Regions from separate parts of the Homo sapiens genome. Here region 1 is linked to region 2. A link is a contact called in ENCODE Hi-C data. All regions are on one chromosome and are shown on one strand. Each heading gives the region's core, a stretch centred on a gene start or an enhancer-like site at or near the end of the contact. The rest is flanking DNA. Distances are from core to core; before and after follow the strand shown.

Region 1 (4,095 bases), core at 1,195-3,694, 490 kb after region 2:
TGGGCACATAGAGAGACCCTGTCTCTACAAACAAACAAACAAACAAACAAAAAATTAAATATTAGCTGGCTCTGGTGGCATGTGCCTGTAGTCCCAGCTACTTGGGAGGCTGAGGCAGAAGGATTGCTTGTGCCTGGGAGGTCGAGGCTGCTGCTGTGAGCCCAGATCACGCCACGGCACTCCACCCTGAGCAACAGAGTGAGACCCTTCTCAACCAAAATAAAAAATAAATGGCTAGGCATGGTGGTGTATGCCTGTGGTCCCAGACTGTATTAGTCTGTTTTCACACGGCTATAAAGAACTGCCCAAGACTGGGTAATTTATACAGGAAAGAGGTTTAATTGACTCACAGTTCAGCATGGCTAGGGAGGCCTCATGAACCACGATGGAAAGTGAAGGGGAAGCAAGGCACCTTCTTCACAAGGTGGCAGGAAGGAGAAGTACTGAGTGAAGGTGGAAGAACCCCTTATAAAACCATCAGCTCAGTCAGCATGGGGGAAATCGACCCCGTGATTCAATTACCTCCACCTGGTCCCTCCTGTGACACTTGGAGATTACAGCGATTACAATTCAAGATGAGATTTGGGTGGGGACACGAAGCCTAACCATATCACAGATACTCAAGAGGATGAGGCAGGAGGATTGCTTCAGTGTGGGAGTTCAAGGCTTCAATGAGCCATGTTTGCACCACTGGACTCCAGCCTGGGCAACAGAGCAAGACTCTATTTAAAAAAAAAAAAAAAAAAAGAAGGGGAATGGGTTTTTAAAGGCTGAAAACTTTGCTTTTGGTCATTATATAGTAATTGAACTCTAATAGAAGTAAATATTAGAATATTTTAAAAATCTTGGCTGGGCATGGTGACTCACGCCTGTAATCCCAGCACTTTGAGGGGCCGAGGCAGGTGGATCACTTGGTGTCAGGAGTTTGAAACTGGGCTGGCCAATATGGTGAAACCCCATCTCCACTAAAAATACAGAAATTAGCTGAGCGTGGTGGCACACATCTGTAATCCCAGTTGCCTGGGAGGCTGAGGCAGGAGAACTGCTTGAACCCAGGAGGTGGAGGTTGCAGTGAGCTGAGATCATGCCACTGCACTCCAGCCTGGGTGACAAAGTAAGACTCTGTCTCAAAAATAAAATTAAATTTAAAATGTCTATACTTTTTGGTATCATCTTGGCTTTAGATGATTCAGACAGCTCAACCTATTGTAACCACAGATCTCAGTAACCTAACGGGTATTGATTTCCTAGGGTTTTGGAGCTTTTAGGGGTTGCAAGGACATTGAATACGCTTTACATACTGTTGGAATTGCATCAGACTAATCTGGTTCAACTTTTATGTAACAAAGTTATGAGCTGCTTTTCAGTTGGCATGGACCTCCAGGTTGAACGTCACATCACCAGAGCATGCCCAAAACTAAGTGTGCAGCCATGGATAGAACCCACGTGCTCAGATGGGCACTTGGAATGGAATGGGCATGAGGAATGAGCACTGAATTAAGAAGTGGACACTAACAGTTTGGGAGGCTGTAATCACAATTCTTTGGGAGGCTGACACAGGAGGATCGTTTGAGCCTAGGAGTTTGAGACCAACCTGGGGAACATGGCGAGACCTCAATTCTACTAAAGAAAAAAAAATTTAAAAAATTGGCCGGGGGGGTGGCACACAGCTGTAGTCCAAGCTACTTGTGAGGCTGAGGTGGGAGAATCACTTAAGCCCAGGAGTTCAAGGCTGCAGTGAGTTATTATCATGCCACTGCACTCCAGCCTGAGGAACAGACTGAGACCCCGTCTCTACAAAAAAAAAAAAAAATTCTTTTAAATTAGCCAGGTGTGCTGGCACGCACTTTGTGGTGTCAGCTTACTCAGGATGTTGAGGTGAGAGGATCGCTGGAGCCCAGGAGGTTGAGCTGCAGTCAGTGGAGGTTGCACCACTGCACTTCAGCCTGGGCAACAGAAGAGAGACCCTGACTCAAAAAAAAAAAAAAAAAAAAAAAAAAAAAAAAAAACCACAGTGGACACCACATGGCAGGATCCAAAATCCGATCAGATCAAGCCCTGGTGTCACCCCATGGCAGGATCCAGTCAGATTATGCCTCCAGCATCACCCCACTGCAAGATCCAATCAGATCACGCCTCATTACCTCTAAGTACAAAACCTGACGTAGCCCCCAGCGTGGAGAGACAGACTTAAGTCCAACTCCTGTCTCCTTGCTCAGCTGTCTGGCAATAAGCCTCTCTCACTACAAAAACCTGGTGCTTCAGTGTTTGGCTTTCCACTACATGGGCAAATGGACCCAGTTCAGTTCGGCAATACTGGTAGATAGTCACGGGACAAAGTAAATCTGATGCATCAACAAAACAACTGTAAAATCATATTATTCAACTCTTGACTCTAAAATCTGAGTCATGGTTTAGGAAGGCGGGAGGAGAAGTGCAGTGCTGGAAACCCTGCCTAACCACAAAGAATTAACCACCCTGCCTCTTCTAAGCTCCTGAGGGAGAAGGCACATGGTGGCAGGTAAAATTACCAATGTATTTATGAAACAGCAATTTGTAACACCTTCAGATTCAGTGCTAGTTGTTCAGTAAGTTTTCAGTTATGTTTTAAAGCTACTTTTAAAACATACTCTTTTTTTCCCCTGGAAGAAGAAAATTTCCTTAAGTACCATACTTAAGAAAATTACAAAATAATATTTGTAATCCTGAATGCATTAGCATTCTTCTATTGAAGTGCCCTTACTATGTGTAAGCATTAAAAAATTTTTCCAACCTAGTACAATTTGAAACAAATTAACAGAAGGTATATAAGTTTGGGAATCTGCTTTAGAGGCCTAAAGACAGTAAGTTTTTAATTAAAAAAAAATCTTTTTTTTCCTTGTTACAAAAGCAGCAAATATTCATTACTTAAAATCTTGAGACTATAAAACAAACTAAAACATAAAAAAACTTCTTATGTGCAGCCACTATGCAATAGGCAACTATTTATACATACGTCTAAATTTTCAAGCCTTTTTCTGTGAATTTAAATTAGGAAATACATTTAAACTCGCACATTTTAAATACACCAATTCATTAATATCTGAATGTCAACTGTCCTAGGGAGGATCCAAATCTTTATTCCCAGCATCCAAGTGGCACAAAATAGCTACTGAAATGTCTGCTGAACTGAATATCTGGGATCTGACAAGGCAAAGTCTGGACTTGCAGACTGTGGAGCTGTACTATGGAAGTATTTTTGAAGCAACTGAAGTGATAGAGTAAGGTTTAAAACTCACTCAAAGTACTAAGTAACAGACTGATATGGTTTGGCTGTGTCTCCCCAGATCTCATCTTGAATTGTAGTTCCCATAATCCCCACATGTTGTGGGAGGCACCTGGTGGGGGTAATTGAATCATGGGGGCAGTTACCCCCATGCTGTTCTCATGAATTCTCACAAGATCTGATGGTTTTATAAGGGTTTTCCCCCTTTTGCTCGGCACTTCTTCCTGCTGCCATGTGAAGAAGGACATGTTTGCTTCCCCTTCCACCATGGATTTGTAAGCTTCCTGAGGCCTCTCCAGCCCTTTGGAACTGTGAGTCATTTAAATCTCTTTTCTTTATAAATTACCTAGCCTCGGGTATTTCTTCATAGCAGCATGAGAACAGACTAATACACAGACATTTCAAGACTTGGGTCCTTTGAAAGCCTCTGGGCTTGAGGAACTGTGCCAGGAGCCTGCACTGTGCCCCTGCAGACAGCCTGCCCTCCTTCAAGACATTGTGCCCTTTGAGTACAAGGACAGGCCTTTCATACTGACATCCCAGAGGACCTGGCACATCTGAAGTTCAAATGAATGAGTTGTGGATGACAACGGGTGATAGGCAACAGAATGAAGCTGCATTTCCCCCTCTTTAATTTATCCCTAAAGTTAAGTGTCTGACTTAATGAACAATCACAAATCTGTGACTTCTGAGTACTGTCCCTGTGGGTAATAATACCATATGACTCGATTTTCAGATACTACAAATAACTTAGAAAAATTCAGTCAGACTGAATAGCATCCTTAAACACTGCATTTACAATGCCTAGAAATTAGTAAGTAGTCTATCAT
Region 2 (3,918 bases), core at 442-2,941:
CTTTATTCCAATTTTTATAGTTTGAAATTATTTCCAAATAAAAGGGTTTTTAAATGCCTTTTATCCAAGGTCCTATTGGACATTCATTAACAAGTTCTCTGGGTAAGCATGGAGCTCTGCCACAGCCCTCAAAAAGAAAGAGACTTGTCTAAAACTACAGTCCAATATGGTAGTTACTAGCCACATGTGGCAACTGGGCACTTGCCAGTGTGGCTAATCCAAATTGAGATGTGCCAGATTTCAAAGACTTAGTATAAAAAAAAGAGTATCGGTTATCAAATTAGTAGTTTGTATATCGATTACATGCTGAAATATTTTAGATATATTGAGTTAAAGTATATTAAAAATTAATTTCACCTGTTTCTTTTTACTTTTAATGTGTCTATTTAAAATTTAATATTACATATGTGGTTAATATTATGTTTCTATTGCACAATGCTGATTTAAAATATAATAATGCTTTTTTTAAAAAAGAGATATTGATCACTTAAACAAGTGTTTCATTACTAGGGGAAAATTTCAGTTTACATTACAGAGCCTGACTCCCCTAAGGTGTTTTCAATCTTGAAAATAGTTAGGTTTTTCAAAGCACAATTAAAGGAAAACAAAATTTTAAGGCCTAGGAGACAAGCAAAAGCTCTTTGGTCATGTTTAAGTGATTCCCTAATTAGTCACAAATGCCATCTGTAGCGAATTTCCTGAAGAGGTTAAAAAAAAATCTAAAATTGTGAAAAACATCAAGTGAATGGAGAGACAATAGATGGTTTTTACACTCTTGTTTTCTGTATAAAATTAACTTCCCAAGTCCTAAACATTAACTCATACTGCCTTTTTAAACAAAGCCATCAAACATTTATTTCTGCTACCAAGGAGTTTACAAAATAGAGCTTTCTGACAAGGATGGTGCTTTCGAGGTTATTCTTCTTTTTTTTTTTTAATGTTAAGGTTCTGATTAATGAACTCTTCCTTAAACTCTAAAAATTTAATCAGCAAAGAAAGAACAGAGCTAAAACATACAAATCTCGGTTTTGCCTTAAACGTTGTCACAGGGATTATATACAGGGAGGAAAAAGAAAGGCTGGAAGTGAGCTTGACTAGGAGGATAAAGAAAAGTCCCTAAGATAGAGACAATCTCCTCTGTATTTTAGTAGACCAAATCTAACTAGGCCAAGTGGAAAAAACAACACATGTCAGTAAGAATTCCCTAAAACAGCAACAATGAGGAAGAGAAACCAAATGTAGGTTGCCAGAAGGTACAATAAAAACACCCAGCAATAGAATCTTGGGCAAAATGCACAGGTGTGTTTGTTTTGGAAGTTTGGAGTCAAGGTTGTGGGTGGACCCAACTGGAAACACCAAACTGTTGCACAGTACAAATTCTCACGTTTTTCCTTGTGGCACCCTTCCCACCCATCCTATACCATATCCCAGAGAAATGACCAACTTCTAGACAAAAACCTCCTAGTAAAATACGATACCCACTGCCCAGTGCACTAAGGATTCATTTCTGTGTTTCTGACTAAAACCCTCGCTGTTGAAGGCCCAATAGGTAGCTCCATGCAGAGCTGAGGCCCCAAGTCAGGCTCTGCTGGCTTGCGAGGCGGGAAGATGAATGAACTGCACAAGATGAGTCTAGAATGCCTTACAGATTAGGCACATTAGTGTCCAGTGTCCTAGAATCCCAAACCTGTAACAGAACTAGTGGCAAAAGTCCCTCCTCCCCACACAGCGGGGACACCTCCCACCTGTACTAACCTCTCACCTGCCTCCTGCCTCACATTCCATTCCCACATTTAGCAACCATGAGGGCACTCCTCTCCCCTGCTGAGCCATATGAGATGTAACTAGGCAATTCTTCTCTCCACCAACATCAGGCACTGAAGGGTTATTCTCTGGGTTAGCCACAACTCGTTTTGGGAATCTCAGGCACAGCAGAGATAGTGACAAGGATTGAAAACAAGAATGATGTTGTGAAAAGCCAAATACATAGAATCTAGAAGGTTCCTGAGTTCAATTTCAGCTCTGTCAATTAGCAGAGATGCCTTACTTTGGGCAAGCTGCTTAACGTCTCTGTACCTCACTTTCCTCATCTAAAAAAAAAAGATGACAATAACAGGTGCAAAGCTGCAGAGCTGATGTGAGGACTGAGTGAGCTATAGCACTTAGGATGGTGTCTGGTACAAAATAAATACTCAATATTAGCTCCTCCTCCTCCCTCCTCCTGCTCCTCCAACTTTCATATAACTAGGTCTACCTCTTTCCCAGCACGCACGCACACACACACACACACACACACACACACACACACACACACACACACACCAGCTCTGAGAATGCTGGCAACAGGAGTATATTCACAGGTGTGTGACTGGAAGTTTCTTACTGAAAGAAACTGGACCACTACGGAGAAAGCTGCTTGGATGCTGACCTTTGGCAGTCCCAAGAAAACAGCTGGTTCTCCCCCAGGTCATTATATAATACAATAAAGCTCACCAGCTAAACACCCCCTACATATACACACACAAAAGATGCCAAAGAGATTCATGGTGCACTACTCTTACATTTGAATAAATAGTCAAGGATCATTAGACATTTAAAGAAGACCTCAATTATAAAAAATCTGGGTGGTGGTGGGGAGATTCACACAGAACCACCCCTATACACACTCACACACACCTCTTTAAAAAACCTCAAAAAAAGCAGATCTAATGCATGGACAAAAAAAAAATTGTTTAAAACCATAATTTGTATCCTCACAGAAGTATGAGAAAATATAGTGCCCATAAAATAAGAACTGGAGCAGCCAGTAGATTAGAACAAGATGTTAGAAATGAAAACCATCATGGCTCTGAAATAATTTTGATTAGAAAAGCTTAAAAAATAAAGTAAGGAAATCTCTCAGAAAGTCAAACATGTAAAACTTTAAAAGTCAGGAAGTTATTCTAAGAGGTTAAACATCTGACTAGTAGGTTAGAGAAAACAGAGAAAATCCAGGATGCAGGTGGGTAGTAATTCTTAAAGCAACAACAACCAAAAAGCCCTGGAACTGAAGAGCATCGTTTCCACCAAATGGGTCTCTACCTTGTTAATGTGAAAAAAGTTACTAAAGCAGACCATTATGAAATTTCAGAATACCTAGAAAAAAGAACACATGCATAAACTTTTGAATGTTTTTTAGGTCACATATAAAGGACCTAGAGTAATAATAGTCAATTTTAAAAAGCCCTCATCATGTGCCAGCCACTTTTCTAAATGGCTATAGTAACCACTGAATCCTTACAACAAATCCCATATGAGGAAAGTATTATTTATAAATCCATTTCACAAATGAGAAAATCATAGTACAGTCTGGTACACAAGGGGGATGGTTGCAGGACTGTGCACGTATACCCAAATTCTCACATACTCAAATCCCGCAGTCAGCCCACAAGAACTTAAGCATACAAACGTTGATTTTGTGTATAATCCTCTCCATATAAACATGGATTTTGCATCCCAGAAATACTGTATTTTTGATCCGTATTTGATTGAAAAAATTCCACATATAAGTGGATCCACAAAGTTCAAACCATGATAGTCAAGGGACAACTATAAAGATAAATTAGATAATATATTTAAAGTCATGGCATTACTAAGTGATGGAGCTAGAACGTAAACTGAGTCTAGCTCCGGGGCCTGAGCTCTTAACTACTATGCTTCTAAAAACTCTGGAAATGTGAAGACAAAATTCTGAAGAAAACTACCTAGAAATCTGTACCCAGCCAAACTATCAAGTGTGAAAGCAATTAAGACATTTACAGAGATTAAAAGTCTTATACTTTATGACTTACAAATACTTTCTTAGGAAGATACTGGAGATTATGTTCCAACAAAAAGGAGTTTAACCAAAAAAATACAAGATTCCATAAACGACACGTG

Evidence for each region. Hi-C counts contacts between places; a loop is a spot of excess contacts on that map. Pooled maps may share reads with other maps.
Region 1: a map with no recorded cell type shows a loop between it and region 2 (3-fold over the local background). The contact joins two enhancer-like sites. A Hi-C loop is called at or near these places in 2 of 37 single-sample maps with no recorded cell type and 2 of 50 pooled maps.

What each region holds. Positions count from the first base shown.
Region 1 is chr6:157,832,065-157,836,159 of GRCh38, reverse strand. The region is part of intron 1 of SNX9 (sorting nexin 9); the gene reads right to left. Among named protein-coding and RNA genes, the nearest start is that of SNX9, 11 kb to the right of the region's middle. Within about 2 kb of position 2,444, at least 6 of the 41 ENCODE cell types and tissues checked have a DNase peak (open chromatin) inside an H3K27ac peak, as active enhancers do.
Region 2 is chr6:158,326,484-158,330,401 of GRCh38, reverse strand. The region is part of intron 1 of TULP4 (TUB like protein 4); the gene reads right to left. Among named protein-coding and RNA genes, the nearest start is that of SNORA116, 5.5 kb to the right of the region's middle. Within about 2 kb of position 1,691, at least 3 of the 41 ENCODE cell types and tissues checked have a DNase peak (open chromatin) inside an H3K27ac peak, as active enhancers do.